2 separate regions of the Homo sapiens genome follow, and region 1 is linked to region 2. Evidence: chromatin loops called from intact Hi-C (ENCODE). Cell type or tissue: thyroid gland. All regions are shown on one strand. Links, peaks and the distances in the headings refer to the core of each region. The heading gives the core; the rest is flanking DNA. Region 1 has its middle 9.7 kb from the start of RALY. Region 2 has its middle 52 kb from the start of CHMP4B.

Evidence for each region. A loop is a pair of places that touch in the nucleus more often than their neighbours do. Peaks named below come from ENCODE experiments on the same cell type or tissue, not always from the same donor. Only the 100,000 strongest peaks of a DNase experiment are listed, where the experiment ranks them.
Region 1: a loop joins it to region 2, with 1.9 times the contacts of the local background. A loop is called at or near these places in 6 of 110 quality-filtered maps.

The regions. Positions count from the first base shown.
Region 1 is chr20:33,978,606-33,989,836 of GRCh38, reverse strand. No RefSeq gene overlaps it. Among named protein-coding and RNA genes, the nearest start is that of RALY, 9.7 kb to the left of the region's middle. In thyroid gland, for the core only: no CTCF peak of the experiment used is centred there; no DNase peak of the experiment used is centred there.
Region 2 is chr20:33,858,144-33,869,374 of GRCh38, reverse strand. No RefSeq gene overlaps it. Among named protein-coding and RNA genes, the nearest start is that of CHMP4B, 52 kb to the right of the region's middle. RefSeq lists an enhancer at 6,076-6,155 and silencers at 6,440-6,603, 6,606-6,655. In thyroid gland, for the core only: a CTCF peak has its summit at 6,553 (motif pointing left); a DNase peak (open chromatin) is centred at 6,184; H3K27ac peaks cover 1,188 bases.

The DNA.
Region 1 (11,231 bases), core at 2,197-7,196, 120 kb before region 2:
CTTGAATAGAAGACATTTCTTATTTCAGATGCATCCATTAGCAGGTCTTAGCCAGGAGCCAGGCCCTTGCAAGTATATATTGCAAGTAATTGATGACATTGGAGCCAGAAATCGAATGAACCGGGCCCAGTTCAATCCACTTACTGGACAAGCTCCTCAAGCACTCTAAGCCCCAATTTCCTCCTCTGTAAAGTGGGCATAAATTACATTTACCTTGAGGGTTGCTGTGAAGGCTAGAAATAATATATGTAATGTCCCCTGATACACAGAAGGTGCTCAAGAAATAGTAAGCTCTTCTAATGATTGTTATTGATGGCAAAGATGATGAAAAAACAAATGCTCTGACTTCTCAAAGGAGAGAGAATCATCCCTGAGGATTGTGTCTTGGAGAACATAAATCCATATTTTCTCTTTCCTGAACAAATTCCCTCTGGAAGGGCACAAAGGGAACAAATTCCCTTGTTAGGAAGGAAGGAAGGGAAGGAAGGATGGAAAACAAGAGCAAGGAAGGGTTGGCAGGTTGTGACTGTCTACCTCTCCCTGAGGCTTGCTCTGCTACACCCACCCCAAACTCTGGTCCATCCCATTTCCATGCTGAGATCAGGCCACACACAGAAGTGTTGGTGTCAGACCACCAGCTTTGAGCCATCCCTGGGAATCCCCAGGATACTGGATAGCAGATTTGGAGCATACAGTTCCCACCCACTGTGACTGACGGCTAGGGAGCTCAAGGTTATGGAGGAAGCTCTCATAAGTCAATGCAAGTTTGTGTGTCTCCCGTTCCTCACTGGCTTAGCCCTCAGAGCCCTTGTCCCTGCTTTCTGCCTTGCAACTAGGTCTTCACATTAGTGTTTTATCAAACAAAAGACAGGCTGACATCTTTAAAGTATGGTCTTTATTAAGTAGGGAGCAAATCATTCCACACCTTCCCTCCCAATACCTCCCTCACCAGTGACTTCAAGCCTTCAAACAAGAGGGGACACCTCTCCCCACTTCCCAGTGACCTTTCTCCGCCCCTCATTGCATCCATGAGTGACACCACTGAGATCAGATGCAGTGATGTTAATTGAAATGGACATTAAGGGCTCACTTGCTCAAGCAGAAGCACATTAGAAGAAATATAAACGAGGAAGACATTGGGTCAGTAACATTTGTTCTAATGAGAATAACCATCTCTAGAGCATCTTGTTCAAAAAGGATTGAGTGCCCAGGAAACAACAGATACATGAGGCCTTCCACCCCCACCCCACCCCCAATACTCAGAAGTGTCACACATACTTGCAGAGACTTTTCAATCATCCTTGCTTCAATCATGATTCCCCAGGTGCATTTCTGTGGGTGTCACCCAGCACATTCCCCCTCGTGTTCTTCATCTGTTTCTCCAAATCTACTTCTCCATATTATTTTAAGAGTTTGTGACCAGATGTTGGTAACATGTGGTCCCAGATGTTCTTATTTGCTATACCTCAGGAATTCTTGACTAAGTGACCCAAGAGCTTCTCAACTTTGGATCCAATAAGGGGAACCTAAGGCTAAAAGAATCCCATCTGGAGTAGAGAGGAAGATACCCAATTACCCAATTTTTTTGTTTGTTTTTGTTTGTTTTCTGAGACAGAGTCTCTCTCTGTCACCCAAGCTGGAGTGCTGTGGTGCGGTCATAGCTCACTGCAGCATTGAACTCCTGAGCTAAGCAGTCCTTCTGCCTCAGCCTTCCGAGTGGCTGGGACTATAGGCATGTACCACCATGCCCAGCTAATTTTTAAAAAAAGTTTTTGTAAAGACAGGGTCTCCTTATGTTGCAAAGGCTGGTCTTGAACTCCTGGGCTCAAGAGGTCTTCCCACCTCAGCCTCCCAAAGTGCTGGGATTACAGGCATGAGCCACCACATCTAGCCCAAGTTTCTGCATAAAGAACATGAAGGTTTTCCTTAGATCATGCTTTACATGGCACATCATGTCTTTATGGTTATTAGTGGGCAGTTGCAAGGTATAGATACCATTTTTGTCTATGCTGTATCATCTCCCAATATTCTTAACAGCATCTGACTTAAAAAAATTTTTTTTTTGAGACAAGGTCTTCCTCTGTCACCCAGTATGGAGTGCAGTGCTGCAATCATGGCTCACTGCAGCCTCAACTTCCCAGGCTCAGGTGATCCTCCCACCTCAGCCTCCAGAGTAGCTGGGACCACAGGTCGTGCCACCATGCCCAGCTAATTTTTGTATTTTTTTGTAGAGACAGGGTTTTGCCATGTTCCTCAGGCTGGTCCCTAACTCCTAAGCTCGAGCAATCTGCCCGTCCCAGACTCCCTGTAAGTGCTTGGATTACAGGCATGAGCCATTGTGCCTGGCCAGCATCTGATTTTTCTGTGAGCCTCTACTCCTATTCTTGGTCCAGGCCATAAAGAGTATGGAAACTAAAGTCTGACTGCCTAGGTTTGAATATTGGCTCTGCCATTGACCAGCTATGTGAACCTGGAAAAATTCCTAACCTCTCTGTGCCTCATATAAGAAATGTGGAGAATAGTATCTACCTCATGGAGTTTTTGGGTTATATGAGTTAATTCAGATAAAATGTTTAAAAGAGTGACTGGCACATAGTAAACACCCCCCAAATGTCATCTAGTATTAATATTATTACTATTAGTTCAGAAGGGGCTGACTTCATTCCCCCTGGCCCTGGTGATGGCACCTGACCCAGGCCTGGCCAATCAGGACATTCTGTCCCCCTGTCCACCATGGAGTCCTTCTCCATGGTCAGTCATACCAGTCATTTGGATTGGCACTGTGGGCTGTGATCTAATGTGAACTCTGAAAGCCTGGTCATGCTGGGCCAAAGCTGCAAAGTAAAGGTAAACATCAAATCTGGGCTGGTTCATCAGGAGAGAACATTCTGAGTAGGGAGACCTGGGGACTATCCAGTTTCACCTTGCAGGTGAAGGCCCACTCTCCCTACTCTAGCCGTTAGTTAGACCCCATGAAAATAATTGCAGTAGACTGTTAATTTGATGGCTTCCAGTGAACCATGCTTCTGGCATTCATACTCTTATGTAGTCCCCTCCCACATTGATTCTGGACTTTGCCATATTGATGCAGGGCAGGTAAGCCCCAGAATTGGGGCTTAGCCCGAGAAGGTTCTTCACTTCATCCAGGAAAGAATTCAAGGGCAAACAGGTGGTGGTAGATGCCAACATTTTTTTTTTTTTTTTGAGACGGAGTCTTACTCTGTCATCAGGCTGGAGTGCAGTGGCACGATCTCTGCTCACTGCAACCTCCGACTCCCTGGTTCAAATGATTCTGCCTCAGCCTCCCGAGTAGCTGGGATTACAGGCAGACACCACCATGCCCAGCTAATTTTTGAATTTTAGTAGAGATGGGGTTTCCCCACGTTGGTCAGGATGGTCTCGATCTCCTGACTTCATGATTCACCCACCTCAGACTCCCAAAGTGCTGGGATTACAGGTGTGAGCCACTGTGCCCAGCCTAGATGGCAACTTTTATTGGAGCAGCAGTGTCCAACAGCAGCAGAGGTACTGCTCCTTGTGGAACAGGACTACCCCCTAGGCAGCATGCCCAGAGTAGCAGCTCAGGGGTAATTCTGTCGTCATATTTATACCCACTTTTAATTACATGCAAATTAAGGGGCAGGTTATTCAGAATTTTCTGGACAAAGGATGATACTTCCAGGCCATTGCCATGGAAAGGGGTGGTAACTTTTAGGTGTTGCCATCACTGTGGTAAACTGACGTGGTGTTGCTGGGTATGTCTCATGGAGAGGTGCTTTCACTGCTTCCCTGTTCACCTAGTCTTCAATCTGGTCCAGAGTTTCAGCCCCATCTCTGGAGTTGAGTCCTGCCTTCTCCCTCAATGTGACAAATGTTGGCCAATGGTATATCGCAGTTGTGATGCAAGCAGAGGCTTGGTAAATGCCTGCATACTGGGGTTTGTCCTCTTGGAATGCTCATTTGTGGGAGCCCTGAACAACTATGTAAGAAGTCTGGCTACCCTGCTGGAGAGAACACATGGTGGGAAGAGACTAAAATTATGTGAAGAGAGTCAGGCCAGCCATCCCAGCTTCTCTGCTGAGCCCCGCCATCAGCCAACCTGCCAGCTGAATGCAACCGTAAGAGTGATCACCAGCAAGATCACTAGAAAAACCACCTAACTGAGCCCACCCTGGATTGAACAATCATAAACAAATAAAATGGTTATTGTTTTAAATCACAAAGTTTTGGGGTTACATAGCAATCGAAACAACAATCATGTTCAATAACATTTCCTAGCTCCACAGAGTTCTGAGAGCTCTCCCACATCTAAGAGATTAGGATTGTTATTAGCCCCATTTTACAGATGGGGAAGCTGAGGCCCAAAGATGGGAAGCAACAGCCCAGTCAAGCAGAGACAGAGCTGTCACATTCATACACTTCTGAGTGAGCTCCTTTCACCGCACCTCCCACTGCAGTAGCTCCTGTCTAGTTGAAGAAACTTATAAAGAGCAGCAGAGAGTGGTGAGGTATAGGAGCACTGGACTGGGATTGACAATAGCCTGGCTTTAAGTTGGCCATTATTTGTCTGTATGTGCTTAGACAACTCAAACCACTTCCCTCCCTGAGCCCATCTTTCCAGCTGTTCAGTGAGGGGGGAAGCAAACTGAAATGCTCGCAGAGGCCAGGTAGATAACACAGACAAGGGAAGCAGGTCAGGTGAGGACTACGGTGGCTGAGCCCATGCCCTTCTAAGCGGGGGCGGTCACTACCCAGCTTCAACCAACTGTTACCATATGGAATCGGGGCCCATTGTAGCTAGATCACCTGATTTGTTTCTTTTCCTTGGAGAGACAGGAAATGTAGGTTATGATGTTAAATTTCCCAACATTAAAATGTTATATACAGCTCAGGAAAAGCAGGGAAAAGAAAAAGAAATGTTATGAATTTATTTGAATTTTTAAAAAATAAACAGCCATTCAAACCTACAGGCTGCTGGTTTGAAACCCTGGATCAGATTATTTCAAAATTTCCTGCTAGAGTTTATGCCGACATCAAAGAAGGATGCCTACCGGTCCCAGCCCTGCCCTACGCACACAGAGCGGTTCCATCTATCTCCCCATCCCAACTCACAGAGCCTGAACACCAGAGAGGCCTTGGGTGTGGCTACCATCTTTCTCTCTGAGGACTCTCATCTCCAGCCCTACCACCCCTCTGGCTACAAGGAATGGGGTGCAGAGGCCCAGTTTCGAATGCCTAAAGTTGCTGGGGCTTCAAAGGAGGGCCAAAAGTGGAAAAGAAGTAACACCCATTAAGCAACTACTGTGGGCCAGGTGTGATGGTGGATTGCAACATTATGTAATAGCAAAGGGTCTCATGACTATGAGGACATAAGGGATTGGAGGAGTGCTGTTCATCCCTGGTCATAATGAGCCTTGGAGACAGACATGCAGTGCAGCGAGGGACGGCCCAGCTATTATTGATACTAATTAAAAGGCCATTAAATTGAAGGGGCACATACAGCCCTTCCGTCACCAGCCAGTGCTCTGACAGTCTCACCATTTTCTGTGAGGCCAGCGCAGCTCGTGTGGGGCACAGAGCACAACCCTTCACCCCCGACTCTCCACTAAAGCACTTAATTGTCTGAGAAAAAATACCAACACTCCCCCAGCTCTGGGAGAAGCTGCAATACACTAATTGAAATTCAACGGCTTGGATCTCGGGAGGGAAATGGCCACTCGTAGGGAAATATGGAAGCATACATTCATTCAATAAATCATTAGTCTGCATCTTTTATGTGCCTAGTACTGTGCTACATGCAATGAATATGGCAATGATCAAAGCAGATAAAGGGCCCCCCAAATATAATCATGGAGATTATGGAAGGTGCAAAAAATGCATAGTTCTTATTTTCTTTCTCCTTTTTTCTTTCTTTCTTTCTTTCTTTTTTTTTTTTTTTTTTTTGGACAGAGTCTTTCTCTGTCTTCCAGGCTGGAGTGCAGTGGCACAATCATAGCTCACTGCAGCCTCAACCCTCTGGGCCTAAGTGATCCTCCCACCTCAGTCTCCTGAGTAGCCTTTATTTTCTATAAGTGGTCAATTTTTTCTTGTGCTTCCTTCATTTTCTTAGAGAGAAAAACATAAATCTGATTACTAACTGTAGCCGAGTCTCTTCCAGTTTAAAAGGCTCATGAAGGAGTATTTCATACTATTTGAGTAAAAGGTTCATCTTCGTTTCCTCCCACCTCTTCCTCCCTCAAGAAGGCCTGGGTGTCAGCCAGACCACACATGGATCCTTGAGCCATCCTATGGGAATATGACCTGAGAGGCCCTTCCCATTGACTCAGCAGCGGGATGGAGAAACCCCAGCATATCATGGTTTCGTGGACTGAAAATCCATCCGGGGTCATCTGCTGGGGTCCTGCCTGTGCCTCCTCAACACTCAGAGTCCCTAAGGTGATGACTGCAGCTATGACCCTGCTGAGAGCTTTCTCCTGATGCCAGGGCACACTTGGCCCACTCACTGGACAAGACAGAAGTACTGGAGATGTTGTACTCACAGAAATGTTGTTCAGCCAATGACAGGGAATTGATGATGATGTTAGTATCCTCTCCCCTTGTACTGGATAAACCTGAGTGTTCTTGTGTCCGGGAGGTCCCCAGTGGGATTGAGCTCCAGTTGTCCACAGAGGGGAATTTCTTCATCACACCTGATTTCTTGGCAGCCTTTTCCTCCCTGTGTCACTCCCTAATCTGTTAACGGTGTTCCCTGGGATCATCCCCCAAATAAACTACCTGGCCTTGCATTCTTGTCCCAAGGTGTGCAACTGAGAGAACCCTAAAACATCACCCATTTAACTTTTTTTTTTTTTTTTCTGAGACAGACTCTCACTGTTGCCCAGGCTAGAGTGCAGTGGTGCGATCTCGGCTCACTGCAGCCTCCGCCTCCTGGGTTCAAGCGATTCTTGTGCCTCAGCCTCCTGAGTAGCTGGGATTACAGGTGCCCACCACCACGCCCAGCTAATTTTTGTATTTTTAGTAGAGACAGGTTTCCGCCGTGTTGGCCAGGCTGGTCTAGAACTCCTGACCTCAGGTGATCCACCCGCCTCGGCCTCCCAAAGTGCTGAAATTACAGGCGTGAGCCACCACACCTGGCTTTTAATTTTATAAGCCCCACTTACTGACCCACAGGGACCAAACCCTGCTGTATGGGAGGAACTTCCAGATCCCCTTCCTCCCATTGATGGGCCTCCTAAGGCACAGATGAAGAGAGAGGGCTTGCTACCAACTTGATAGTTCTCATAAGAATCTCCATAGCTCATACAAATTAAAGTGGTTTCATAGTTCCCAATGATGTCCCTGGTGGCCATGTCGGTGCGTCCCACCTTTGTTGTGGAAATGGAACCATAGTGATTGGTCCGTGCCATGAGCGTGTCATTCAAGCTAGGCCAATTAGAGATATCTCCTGGAACTTTTTACACCAAAACTAATGGAGAGATGTTCTCTGAACTCCAAGAGTTGCTAAAGCTGGAAGGCTGTGATTCTGGAGTGGCCAGAGTCCATCTTCCCCTCCCCGTGGAGAAGTCTGCCTGTGACTGGTAAGAATGGCTCCAACAGGCAAAGAGCAGCAGAGAAAAGAGAGAACAGCCTGGTGGCCTTTGGGTGTCTGAATCCAGTCATCTGGGGTATTGGCTCCACCGGGTGCTGTCCATGGTTTGTGTATGTGAAACAATGAATTACCCTTTCTTGCTCAAAGTAGTTACAGTTCGGTTTCTGTCACTTCCAACAAAAAATCTTTGATGAATACAGATATCCCCAGCAATGGAAAAGATGAGGAGATTTCAGGTGGCCTCCCAGGCAGTGGATGTTCACAGCTGGGACAAGACTGGGGGGCTACAAAAATGGCTGCCAATAGCTGGTCTTTAAGCATGTAACAAATACCTTCCAGGGACTCCTAGGGATACACATGTCCCCTGATATTCTCTCTCTCTTTCTGTCTCTCTCTTACACACACACACACACACACACACAACACCAGGGATAAAGAAAAAATACCTTTAAGGAAAAGATATTACCATAACAACATTCTTAGTCAGGTACTGTATTGTTTAACCTCTTTGTAAAGCTCATTCCTTAAGTATGTTCTTTTCAACTCTACAAGGCAGCAAAGAAAATAGATGTTTTAGCTATTGTTCTCTTATTCACGCTCTTCTTTCGGAATCGTTCCTAAATTAATTACCTTTTATAACCTTATATAACCATAAAAACTATAGTCATTCTTTATGAGGAATTGCACAATACATATCTCTCAAACAGAAGTTCTCGTGCGCATGTAAAAGCTTGAACATAAAGTGCTGGGGTCTTTGTCAAGTCCTCCAGGAGCAGATCCTAGTGTAGCGGGCAGATGTAGGAGCTAAGAGGCATAAACTCCGAGTCAATGTTTTGTTTCTTCTTTATTATTTGGGAAGAAATATTGCTTAATTGAAATAAAATGAGTGTAAATTTTTCTATAGCCCCATTCTGAGAGGTGAGGGAGGAACTATCATGTGAATATTCATTATTTGAGAATTAATTGTACTTTGGTACTTTGGAGTTGAAGGGAGAACACGAAGAAGACTTTGCAAAAAGGGTGTGAGGCCCCATGCGAGTGAAAAATAGTAGGAAGAGAAACCATGGGCTTTTGATAGAAAGTAGATTCCATCGTTGTCAGGAACGTTTCCTCCTTCCCCTCCACCTCCATGGATGGAGTATACTTCCTCACCCCTTGACTTCGGGCTTGGCCCTGAGACTTGCTTTGGCCAATGGAATAGCACCAGACATAAAACAAATGAGCTTGGAATATGCCTGCACAGCTAGGCAAACTCTCCTACAATTCCATCATCTCCAAGAGTTAAATATGTTCTGGTTAGCCCACTGGTTCCAGGAAGAGGATGGGAGTCACGTGCAGCAGAGCCACCCAGCCTACTTATGGAGTGAAGCAGAGCCACCAGCTGATCAGGAAACTTGTAATCCCAGTGCTTACTGTCATATGCCACTGAGAGTTTGAGGTTGATTGTTATGTGGCATTGCTAGAGCAGTAACTAATTGACAGAAGCTGTTAGTGTGATTTCCCTTGAATGTGCAAACTGAAGAAGCTCAGCATCGTTTGGATTATTGTACTAATAAAAGTAAAGCTGAAGTGAGCAAATCATTCGCCTTTTATTATTACTGATTAAAGTGGAGTCAAGGTGAACCCCTTAACATCCCTCCTTCTGCTTTGCTGACATTATGCTATGCTTTCAGGAGTTGGGAAGGGAGTGGTGGAGTTTTAGCTCTGGGACCTCACAGCACTCCCTAGCCTATCTGGCCTAGGCCATGCAGCTTGTGATCGGGATATCCATGAGCTCTGAGCATCCCTGCATGTTCTTGCTGGTGCACCAGGAAGGCAAGACCCTGATTGCCCTTTACTCAGGCCATTTCTCAGGGTTGTGTTTGCAGAAAACAACCTTGAGGGATGAAGTCATGTCTTCAAAGGGAAGGTTTGTGACTGCTCACTGTAAAAGCAATAGTTTCTCTTAGCTCAGTATTCCTCTCCTGTGACACAACTCTGTGTGAGCAGGCCCACCTGCATCACATCCTCAGGACTTCAGAGGTTTGGGGAATCAGGGTAAGCCTGAAGTCAGCATCTACTTTCTCTGTAAGTAATACAGTTTCTTATCTCTGACCCAGGAGTCTATGTCTTCTGCCAGCATTCAGGAAATAATCTAGCTGATGAGTTTGTAAGTAGGGTAAAATCTCAGACCCTTCACAGTTCCTGATGTGGGTCACCTCCCATGAATGTTAACTGTCTCATGCACTGCACGGGAACTCTGTCTGCGAACTCCTTCAGAGAGAGGGTGTCCTGGGGCAACATGCAATGACAACCTGGGGAAGGGAACCTCATACATTCTCAAATGTAAAAGTTAGGAGAAACCTTTGTGATCAGAAGAAAGCTTAATGCAGTAATTCCTAGAAGGTGGGATATGTCCCTGGTGAGCCACAAGATGATTTAAAATGATATATGGGAAAGCATGATTTAAAATTTTCATAGCAATTGTTTCTACTATGCGTTACAAAAATACTCTTTTTTCTCCTTAAAGACATATTTAAACCAAAAGAATAGATTAACTTAAAAATATAAGTAAACAAGACTACAGTGTAAGACTGTGATTAACTGCGAGTAAGGACAAAAATGCTCTTTACAGTGATTTCAACCATAAGAACCAAATGTAATTATCTCATACAATTGAAAGTCCGTATGTTCCAGTTATCTATTGTGTATAACAAACCATCTGACTTAGTGATATAAAACAAAAACAACTGTATTCTGGTCACAGATTATGAGGATCAGGAATTCACACAGGGCACCATAGGGATAATTTATTTCTGCTCCATGATGTTTAGGGCCTTATTGAGGAAGACTCCCAGGGTTGAGGACTAGAATCATCTGAAGACTTCTGTGCTCACCTGTCTGGTGCCTGGGCTGGGATGACTCAAAGGTTGGGCACAGTGGGGACTGTAGATCACAATACCTACACATAGCTTCTCCGTGTGGCTTGGGCTTCCTCCTAGCATGACAGCCACAGGGTAGTTAAACTCCTTACATAGTGGCTCAGGAACCTGTGAGTAAGTATTTCAGTGAACAAGGCAGCAGCTGCATGGTATTTTACGACTCAGCCTCTGAAATCACACTGCATCATTTCTGCTATACTCTTTCTTGTTGTTGTTGTTGTTGTTGTTAATGAAGAAAAGATTTATTTAGTAATTACTACCTGCCCAGAAATTGTTCTGTGAATTTCACATACAACTCATCTAATCTTCACAATGATCCTATGAGGTATTTATGATTATCCTCATTATACAGAGGTGGAAAAGGAGGTATAGAGCCGTAAAGGTCATATTGTGCCACAGGTCACAATTAGCAAGTGGTAGAGCCAGGGTGTGAACATTAGGTAGGTGGGATTTCTGTTGTACTCTGTTGGTCAAAACAGAAGCCCATCCAGGTTCAAAAGGAAGGCACATGACACCACCCTTTTATGGGAAGAATGTCAAAAAATTTACTGGGCTAGCAAAAACTTAAATTTCCAAAAGACCTGCAGGTAGTGGCTTTAAATATATCTTTTTGTTGCCTCCGCCTCCTGAGTAGCTGAGATTACAATTTTTGTATTTTTAGTAGAGACGGGGTTTCACCATGTTGGCCAGGCTGGTCTCGAACTCCTGGCCTCAGGTGATCT
Region 2 (11,231 bases), core at 4,570-9,569:
AACCCTTCCCTGCTTCCGCCGCACTGGAGAAGATGCACCTTTTGGGGGGCTGTGACTGTTCATTTTTAAAACTTCCATCCAATGCCCCCAAAACTTAATTCCATTTTGAGTGTTTTTCTTTTTTCATTTTCATCCTCCACTGTTTTTTTAACGCTCACTGTTGAATTTCTCGTTTGGAGAGGCTGATTGAATTGTGGCTCAGGGGACTTGAGACAGTCACTTCAGACATTTAGAGTTCCAATCACGCTGTCGCCACCCCAGTCCCCCACCCTTGGCACCAGGGAAACTATCTCTTATGAGAGCTGATTATCTTTACAGCCTAGAACATCACACTCTAAAACACAGGCTGTGCAAATCAGAATTCTCCGTGACTAATGTACATCCAGTGAAAATATCAAAATGCCCATTTAACAGGAGAGGGCTGATTGGAAAAGCCCACCTGATCTGCTGGTGAAGTTCCGTGGCTGATGTCATTTGAGAGTCACCGGGTCCAGGCCTGGGGAAGGCTGTGAGATCACCTGTCTGGGGGCTACTCTGTCTCATCCCTCAGGGCCCAGTCAGTGCCCACGGTCCTCCCTCCAGAGAGAGTGGCAGGCAGGGGAGGCCAGCGGACGGGGAGGCAGGCACATCAAGTGAGCACCTACTGTGTGCTGGGCACTGTGCCAGGAAGGACCTCATGCAGTCTGAGAACAACCTTGCCAGGTGAGATTTATTTATCACCCTTTTGCAGAGGGAGCTTCCTATGGGATCTCAAAGGATAAAGAGGAGTTAGTCGGGGGAAGTGGAGAGGCCTGGAAAGGCATTCCATGAAGAGGAGACGTCATTGCAAAGGCAAGAGGCAATAAAATAGAACACAAGCAGTCTGGTGTTGCTGAAGCTTAAAGTGCCAGCAGGGAGAGGGAAGGACAAGGCTGGAGAGGTGGACAGGGAAGGAGCAGGGAGACACAACTAGAAGCCTGGAGAAGCTGGAGCGGGCTGTCACTGTCATTCAGGAGAGAGATGACGGAGGCTGTAGAGATGTGTGCTGGAGGCAAAGCCAGCAGGACTGGGTGACTGATTCAATGCCCACGGAGGCTGAGGGGTGGTGAGGACCCAAGGATGACACCCAGATTCCATCTCCAGAGCTGATGGCGGGGCTGCCTCTGATTCGGGGACTCAAGGGAGGCACTGATGGAGGAAAGATGCTGCTTTGCTTCGTGGACATGCTGGGTTCATTGTGCTCACAAGACATGAGCCCAGGATGACAGGGTCTGACTCATAGTGGGTCTAGACCCAAAATCGAGGCACAGATGTTGGTCATGAGCTTGACAATGATCCCTACAGCCACAGATCAGAGGGGTGCACATGGAGCGTGGGGGAGGCTGCAGATGAGCACCCTGATCATTCATCCTGCACACAAGTTCCATTTGGCCTGCAATGTTTCAAAAATCTTTGAGCCAATGTTTAAAAATCAAGCACACTCTCTTAAAAATACAAATCTCTGGTTTTTCTTAGAAACTCAGAAGACCTGGCAACAGAGGCTGGAAATTTCTCAAAGCAACCATCACCGAGGATTGGCTGTCCCTTAGACAGGGGCACGCACTCTCCTGTTCACCACAGCCCCACCCTTGTCTATTGGCTCCCAGAACCACAGGCTAAGTAGTTCTTGTTGGCGATCATGGCACTTGTAATGATTCTTTGTCCCATATCTCTATCAGATGCTGAGAAACAGAGTAGTCTCAGAGAGTCAGAGCCACGTGTTTAGGTAAAATAGGAGAGCATGTATGTTTGCAGAGGCCAAGACAATTCCTTTACCTTTGCCACACACAATGAGTCTGCATCAAAGGCCTAGCCCAGGCCAGACCTTCTTCTCTCATTCACGTGACCTACTGGTGTCCCCTGGTCTAGAAAGAGAAGAGAAGACACACGGGGAAGAGAAAGAGATCAAAGAAAGAGGATGATGTGGGAAATTGCCAGGGAAGAGACTCTCAGAGATGTCCAAGACTGCCTGGAAGTCAAATTGGGTAAGGTAGGATCTGTCCCAGGCAAGTGCACACAAGGCCACACCTGCATCCACACACAAAGAAGAATTGCACACACATGCACACAAACACGCATGTGCACACGCATGCACCAGGACATCTCTAGGCCCTCTTACACTCATGTGTACACACAGAGGCACATGTGTGTACACACAGAGAGCAGACCCAATAAAGGGTATGCACACGCATAGGCAGGCAAACTCCCACATGTAGGTGCACGGTCACATACGCTCAGGCACAAAGACATACGTGTCTGCACAGACACGGGCATACCCCTGTGCACAAAGCCACCCGAGCCTGTGCCCTCCCAGGGAACTGCGATCCCACCTCACAAAGCTCTGCCAGTTCTAAACCAGCAACTTGTAACTAAATAAATATGATAAACAACTCCCCTCCAGATGGCTCCGCACACACCCCCACTCCTCTTGCTTAGAGGGATGGCACATTCTATGCCAATAAATCCTCCTGTTTGAAAACATTTGCCTTCTTAATTGGCCCGTTTATGGGTAAAATATGTTTCTGGGTAGTGCTCTGCCAGAATGGGATGCAGAGATGCAGGGCTGGCGGTGTGTGCTGCCGCCCTGCCCTGGAGGGGTCCGGCTTGGCCCACCCCCAGAGACAAGGCCCAAAGCTGGGGGGAAGGGGTCTCAGCATGGCCAGGGCAAGCTCTTCCGTGATCTTTTCCTCCCTGTGCCTCCATGTCTCTTTCTTAGGGTTCACATTTGTTGAGCTTACTGTATGCGGCACTCTCCAAGGTCCTTAGAGGAATCCGCTGGCCCTCACTTGCCTTTCTCTGGTAGGGAGCCTGTGAGGTGAGGCTGACTGTCATAGCTCCCAAAGATATGTCAACATCCAAATCCCTGGAAGCTGTGAATATGACCTTATTTAGGAAAAGAGTCTTTGCAGATATAATTAAGTTAGGGATCTTAAGATGGTATCATCCTGGATTACCCTAGTGGGCCCTAAATCCAATGGCAAATGTCCTTATAAGAGGCAGGAGAAGACACACAGAGGAGACCTGAAGACAGAGCAGAGATCAGAGGCCACAAGCCCAGAAAGGCCAGGGATCGCTGCATCTTTTCCAGAGAAGGCAGGGCAGGGCTCTCCCCCGGAGCGTCTGCAGGAGCGTGGCCCTTCTGACACCTTGATACGAGACTGCTTGTGAGCGAATGTGTGTCTTGTTTTCAGCCACTGAGTTCATGGTCATTTGTCACAGCAACCCCAGGAGACTGATCCACCCCCTCGCGTATGGGAGGTGCCCTGACCGCACACAGCCAGGCTCAAATCCATCCTCTGCTGCCTCACGGGCTCTGCAGGAGACCCATGCTGGAGGTGGGGAAACTGAGGTCCAGAGAGGGTCTAGGCACCAGCCGGTGGCCAGGCAAGGACTAGAACGCAGCACCTTGGCCCTCCTCATGCGGCACCCACCCTTGGAGTTTTTACATCAGGAGCAGGGAGGGGAGGATGCCCAGCCCAGGACAGCCCCAAGCAGAGGGTCCCCTCAGGGTCCAACTCTGAGATGCACTGAGGAAGGACAGGAAAGAGACCTCCTTGGGGATTCCATTTTCTTTCATTCTAAGATGGGCCCAAGGTGGGTAAAGCGTGAGGACCCCTCATAGCCACCCCAGCGAGTGTTCAGATGTGCCGTGTGCCAAGACAACCTCTCCTTCACCTGCCCCCACCCGGGCAGGTGGGTACTGACATCTCTGCTTCCCTTGCTCAGGCAGGAGAGTGAGGCTGGTGAGACCCCCACATAGCTGGGTCACCAGACTGGTCAGCGACAGAGCCGGGATTCTAGCTCAGGCCCCTCTGCTTCCAATGCCACCTGCTATGCTGCCTCCCAGGTAAGAGCCAGGAGCGCGTCCCAGGGTCAGAGGATGCAGCCAGGCCACCAGAAGCAGCATGAGGTCCTGGTTCCTCTTTCTCCCCTCATCCATAAAGTACTGGTCTCTAGCTCGGCTGCCCATTGTGGGCCAGGGTGGGTCAGAAGTTTGAATCATCCGCTGTGTGGCCTTGGTCAAGTCCTCTCCCTCTGTGAGCCTCCATTTTCTCATCTGTACAATGGGGAATATGATAACAGCCATTCCTAAGAGTTGTCGTGAGGACCCATGGAAATAAAACCCAGGTAGCCCTTGGCAACATGCTGGCACCCAGCAGGCGCTCAATAAATGCTGGTGGGTGTTCAAGCGAGGTTAGAGCTCAGTGAGAGGGAGCACCTCGCCCCTGGCCACGGAAGGTCATTTGACCAAAGTGGAGGGGAGTGGGGGAGCCTGGCTGTGCTGGGGGCGGGGGGCACTGCAGCCCTGCCCCTGTGCTCACCATCAGCACCCCTCCCCAAAGGACACCAAATCCTCTGCCCATGGCTCAGCCCAGCCGCTGTTCTCAGAGCCAAGCGATGGCCGAGTGATCCGCAGGTACAGGGAGAAGGGGAGACAGGAGCATAATCCACATGTACAACCAACGTGACAGCTAAAGTTCTCAGTCCGGCTAATACGAACAGAAACCAGATCGTCAATGTCAGCCAGGAGGGGTCGGCTAAGGTTAAATGCAGGAAGAACAAAGGAAAGTGGCAATGTTGGTGCCGCCAAACCAGGTTCTGCAGAGGCAGTGACTGCATGGCCTCCGGAGTCAGGCGTCTGGTCCCTCCCATTGCAGGCAAAGCAGCGGCCCTTTTCTGTTTCATGTCGTGGGCTTCCCTGTAAGATCTCATTTGATGAAATGAGTCTGTTGCCAGAAAACATTTGGAACAGCCCTATCCTGATCCAATTGTCCTTTTCATCAATTAATTCATTTTGTTCAATTTAGCACATCCTGAGTATCTACTAAGTGCAGGCCTGCAGCGGTACTGAGCACAGGACTACACTGCTGATGGTATAAAGGGAGAGATCATACAAGGAAATGTAGTTTCTACAGGGAAGAGAGCCAGGCAGGAACACATGTGTGCGGAGCTATAAGGATATGTAACTGGGGAGCCCAGTGTCTCAGAACCAGGCCAGGCAGAGGAGCCTTGCCCTTGCTCTCAAGGACAAGCGGCAGGTGTAGGAGTGACAAGATCCAGCCCAGAGCAACCCCTGGTTGCTGAGTGGAGAATGGTTTGTAGGAGGCCAGGGAGACAGCAGGAAGGCCAGTGAGGAGGTCCTGGCAGGCAAGCCATCCTGGTGGCCTGGAACAGAGCCAGGGCAGGTTTCATGGGTGTGCAACCTGAGCAACCACACAGGGCCCTCACTCAGAAGGGCCACACACTTGGTTTAACAGTCTATTGTTGCTGTCTTGAAGTTCTGAATAATTTTTGAAAAAGGGGCCCTGTATCTTCACTTTGCACTGGGCCCCTCAGTGATGTAGCCCATCCTGACCAAAGCAAAGCCGGGATCTTTCTGAAACAAGCAGAGTCCTAAACAGACCTTCTCACTGTTGTGCTGGAGGCGGCTTCTACCAGGTCCGGGACGCTGTGGTTCAATTTCTTTTCTCCACATATTCCAGGGACCACAGGAATGGCTGAATGTTAAGAAATGTTTTGTCATGTTGGTAGCTTGAAGCTGGCCACGGTAAGAGAATTTACATGGAAATCAGCAAAGATTACAAATCAGGGTCTTTTTTTCTGAAGTCATTTCTTCATCAGCGCTTCCCCAAGTGCATCCAAGGTCCTCCTTGGCAGTATGACAAAAACATGGCTTCTGGGCACCCCTCCCCAGGCCTTGCTGGGCACTGGACAAGGTGAGGCTCAACTCCATGAGATCCCCTCAGCCCCCTGAGGCCACACTGGGCCCACAAACCTCACAGAAGGAGGAGGCAGAGAAAATTGGTGGAGTGGGGTTGGAAAAGGAAATTTGCCTAAGGTATGGGGGTGGGGAGCTCACCAGGGAAGTAGAGGGCAGTGGTTTAGGGTCTGTGCTCTTGGAGAACCAGCTCCAGGGCAACAAGTGAAGTCCCCAGCCTGGGACCCACTCCCACCCTCCCACGAGCGGGTTGCCTTCCCGCTAAGCCAGATGCAGGGCTGGGGGTGGGGGACACACAGGTATCCATGTCCACAGAGCTGTCCTGCTTTGCTGGACTCCTGGGGGCAGCAGAGGGACCTGGAACAGGAAGACCGCCTAGAAGATGAGCTAGCAGCCCACAACTGCAGCTCCCCACCCCCGCACGGCAGAGTGGGCCTCCATACATAGTGACTATTGCTGTGATTGTTGTTACAATGGCCCCACCTCCTGGCTGGCTTGGCCCCCTTCTCCTACACCCTAGACTCGCGGCCTCCAGACTCTGGCAGGAGCTAGGACACAGCCCTCTCCCTATCCATGGGGGTGTCCCTGTGGGCAGGCGGGGGACGAAGGAGTGAGGGGGTCAGTAGGGGGAGTGGGAAGCATGGAGAGAGGGGAAAGCAAGGGAGGGCAAGGGAGCAGCGCCCGATGCTAAGCAGACACCCCTCCCCGCCCCACTCCACCGCCTCCTCTAGGCCCCTCCCTGCGCCAGGCGCAGACCACCCGGGAGGAGCCCACGGTCTCCCCGTGGTTCGACGGGAGCGGGGCCCCACAGCCTGGGACATGGCGCCACCTGCAGGCCCCTGGGCGCGCTGCCGCGTCGGCCCCTCAAACCCGGGAGGAGGGATGGGGAGGACCCACACGCTCTAGGGACCCCCGCACAGCGTTTCCCAAAAGATATTCGGCGGAACCCACACCCTGGTCAGGTAGTTTGGGAGATGTCCCTTGGAGATTCCCAATGTACATTTGCCCCTGAAGTCTGGCTTGAGTGAACGCTTCCATTCCTTAAATAAACACAAGCCAGCCGGGCGCGGTGGCTCGGGCCTGTAATCCCAGCACTTTGGGAGGCCGAGGTGAGCGGATCACGACGTCAGGAGATCGAGATCGAGACCGAGGCCATCCTGGCTAACACGGTGAAACCCCGTCTCTACTAAAAAAATACAAAAAATTAGCCGGGCGTGGTGGCGGGCGCCTGTGGTCCCAGCTACTCGGGAGGCTGAGGCGGGAGAATGGAATGAACCCGGGAGGCGGAGCTTGCAGTGAGCAGAGATCGCGCCACTGCACTCCAGCCTGGGCGACAGAGCGAGACTCCGTCTCAAAAAAAATTAAAAAAATAAAAAAATCCTTAAACTCTTTAGGAATACAGAAAGAAAACATTGAAATTTTTTATTATAATTATTTCTATCCTAGGCTTTTAAAACTTCAAGGAGTTGTGTATTATTACACAATATATTAGTACAGTGGTACATTTATATAATTTATTAATAAATAAATATGGTATATACTCACAAATATTCTTTTGATAGGGGTTCAGAGACCAGATGAGTTCATTCAATACCTGGCATATACTAAATGCTCTGTGTTAGCTATCATAGCAGACTTTAGCTCCCAAAGACAGCCCCAGTAATATCTCCTGTCCCCCAAGCTCTTTTAGAACTAGCCATGTCCCCATCAAGAGGTGGAGCCTAATTCCTCTCCCTTAGAATCCCGGGTGGGTTTGCAACTCACTGATAACCAGTAAAATGCAGTGAAGTGATTCTGCATGACTTCTAAGTCTAGGTCACAAAAGATGACGCACCTTCCCCCTTGCTAGCTGGGACAATCACTTTTAGAGCCCTGAGCTCTGGCTACACTGAAGTCTCCACGCCATAAGAAGCCCAAGTCACATGGAGAGGTCTCAGGTTCCTGCTGACAGCCCCAGGGCACGTCCCAGTCAACAACCAGCATCAACTACCACACGTAGCACACCACTGACTGGAGAGGTCCCCAGATAATTCCAGCCTCCAGCCATGGAGGTCATTTCAGTCTTCAGGTCTCCCAGGTGCGGTCCCGGTTATCACGGAGCAGAGGCAAATCATTCCACTGGCCCTTTCCAAATTTCTGACCACAGAATCTGTGAGCTTAATAACATAGTTGCGCCGAGTGTGGGTGCTCACGCCTGTAATCCCAACACTTTGGGAGGCCGAGGCAGGCAGATCACCTGAAATCAGGAGTTTAAGACCAGCCTGGTCAACATGACAAAACTCCGTCTCTACTTAAAATACAAAAATTAGCCCGGTGTGGTGGCACGCACCTGTAATCCCAGCTACTCTGGAGGCTGAGGCATGAGAATCACTTGAACCCAGGAGGCGGAGGTTGCAGTGAGCTGAGATTGTGCCATTGCACTCCAGCCTGGGAGACAAAGTGAAACTCTATCTCAGAAAATAAAATAAAATAAAATAAAATAAAATAAAATAGTTGCTTTTCACAACTAAGTTTCAGGGGCGGGTTTCTTGCAGCAATGGAGAAGCGAAACAGCAATGAGTATGTACCCTGATGTCTGTCCACGCTTTGTATGAGGGAACCAAGTGTCCCTACATAGGCGCCCAAGCTGAGGAGGGAGATAAGGAATTTTCCTACCAAACAAGGAGCTTTGTGAGAGCGGGCATAGAAGTACTCAAAAAATTCTTTGGGTATTTATTTTGTTCACTTGTTTTGTTTTGTTTTTCTGAGACAAGGTCTTGCTCTGTCACCCAGGCTGGAGTGCAGTGCCATGATCCTGCCGCACTGCAGCCTCAACCTCCTGGGCTCAAGCAACCCTCCTGCCTCAGCCTCCTGAGTAGCCAGGACCACAAGCACGACCACCACACTTGGCTAATTTTTTATTTCTTGTAGAGACAGGATTTTGCTATGTTGCCTAAGATGGTCTCGAACTCTTGGGCCCAAGCCATCCTCCTAGCTCAGCCTTCCAAAGTGCTGGGATTACAGGCGTGACCCACCAGGCCCAACCAAAATACATTTGTTTGGCTGGGCACAGTGGCTCACGCTGTAATCCCAGCACTTTGGAAGGCCAAGGTGGGTGGATCACCTGAGGTCAGGAGTTTGAGACCAGCCTGGCCAACATGGTGAAACCCCCATCTCTACTAAAACTACAAAAAAAATTTAGCTGGGCGTGGTGGTGCACACCTGTAATCCCAGCTACTTGGGAGGCTGAGGCAGGAGAATCACTTGAACCCGGGAGGCGGAGGTTGTAGTGAGCCAAGATTGCGCCACTGCACTCCAGCCTGGGCAACAGAGCGAGACTCCATCTCAAAAAAAAAAAGAAAATTGTTGAATGAATGGCTTTCATAGAATAAGTAATTCATTTGCTTCTTTACTTTGTCAGACAATCAGTGAGATTGTCTGGGTGAAAACAGACAGGTCCTCAGGGTGGGAAGGGAGACCCAGCCCCAGAGGGGATCCCCTCATCAGCCCCTTGTGGAAAAGACAGGAGCCCCAACTCTTCTGCATGGCTGACCCTGCCGCTCCATTCCAGGTGACCCTGGGTGATCCCAGGTCCTGTTGCCTGTGGCCTTTTCACTGTCAGTAGGAAGTGGCCATGGGAGAGAGCTGGCCTCTAAAATCCCAGGGTTTGGTCACATTCAGGGTCAACACCTTCTAAGGGAGTCAGGGATGCATCTCTGTGACCCGGCTCCTCCCCCACCACAGCAGCAGGGAAGGCCTGGGGAGGAGGTATGTGTGTGACTGGATTCTTGTGACTCCACAACTGTGGCTTTGGACAAATCACTTTATCTCTCTGAGCCTGGGCTTTCTCTGCTGCAAAATGGGGTAACGAATGGTTCTGCCCTGAAATAGTTCTTGTGTGGGTTCAGTGAGAAGGTACAGATTGTCTGTTCTTCGTGTATGTTCCCTAAATGTTTCTACTCTGAAGGGGGATCCTTCTCCTCTGCTTCTCCCTCAGAGCTACTCTGCGGGAATTTGGACCAGTTTAGCCAGTGCCTCATGGAAATCTAGCCTGGGATTGGTGCAGAGTCTCAGCTGCAAGACCCAAAGTCTTGCGTGTCTAACCCAGCTCCACCTGGCTCCTCTGCGGTCTGGGCAAGGCCAGCATACAGCTGAGCAGGAAGGAAGGAAGCAGTTTCTGAGACGGGGTGCCCAGGCCAGACCGGAAGAGACATGGATGGGGAGACAGGGGAGCTGGGTTCATGAATTTGCTCTGCTGGTACTTGGCTGTGACACTTGGAAGCACCTTGGCGCCTCGGCCTCCTCATCTGTAATTTCATTTCGTAAATGTTTACTGCAGGTCTGGTGACTGTGTGTCATGGTTCATCTGGAGTTCACAAGCAGGCCAAGGGTGGCTCCAGGCCTTTCTTGCACAGGCATTGAACGCGACCCTCCGACCTCTCTATTGTTACATCTTTTCCCCTGCTGAGACCTCATCAGCCTCCGATCTTGGCTGAGATATCATGTCCTCCCACAAACCCTCCTGAGCCAGGAACCCTCTTCCCAGTGGGACTCACTACAGAGAGGACCCAGCCTGTGGTGATGATGATGAAGAAGTGGATGGCTACGGCCTTTCTAATTTTCCCACCAAACTGTGAGCTTCCAGACAGCTGGCATAGAAGTACCCAAAACATGTTTGTAGAATGAATGAATGGCCTTCACAAGCTAAGGAACCCATGGCTTCTTCACTGTCACTGATTAGCAGTGGGCCCTGGAGCTTCTCTGAGCCTTGGGCTTCACATCCAGCACATGGGGCTCACGAGACCTGTGCTTCCTGTGTCTGCCCCACTGAGCTCTCTCCACCCTGCTGCGGGCTTATAGGCCCCCAGCTCACAGCTAGAGTGGGTTGAATAATGTCCCCCAAAATTCACACCCACCCGAACCCTCAGAATGGGACCTTATTTGGAAATGGAGTCTTTGCAGATGTAACTAAGGTGAGGATCACAATGAGATCATATTAGATTAGAGTGAGCTCCAAATGCAATGACAGGCATCCTTGTAAGAGACAGAAAAGGACACAGAGAAGGCCATGTGGAGGTGGAGGCAGAGTTTGGGACGATGCAGCAGCCAGCCAAGGAGCACCCAAGAATGCTGGGAGCTACCAGAAGCCACAAGGGCCAAAGAGGATCCTCCTCCACCAGACGCTCTGCTGATACCTAGATTTTGGACTTCTGATCCCTTGAACTGTGAGAAAATACATTTGCTGTTTTAACTGAAGTTGGTGTGTCCACATTACAGGCTGCTGAGGTGGCCTGGCCACACACCTGCCTGGTGTCGTCCCTACTTGGAGCAGTGAGGTTTGACTCCACAGGATCACAGCTGCTGCAAAGCTGTCTTCACATCACTGAGGGAAATGGAAGGCAACCTTAGAAGTTTCATCTCTATCCTCTCCTGGCCCCAAATTATTGCCTGAGAACCTAATTTCCTTTCTCCCTTTCTTCCTGTTTTCTGTCCCTTCTTTCCTTCCTCCTTCCCT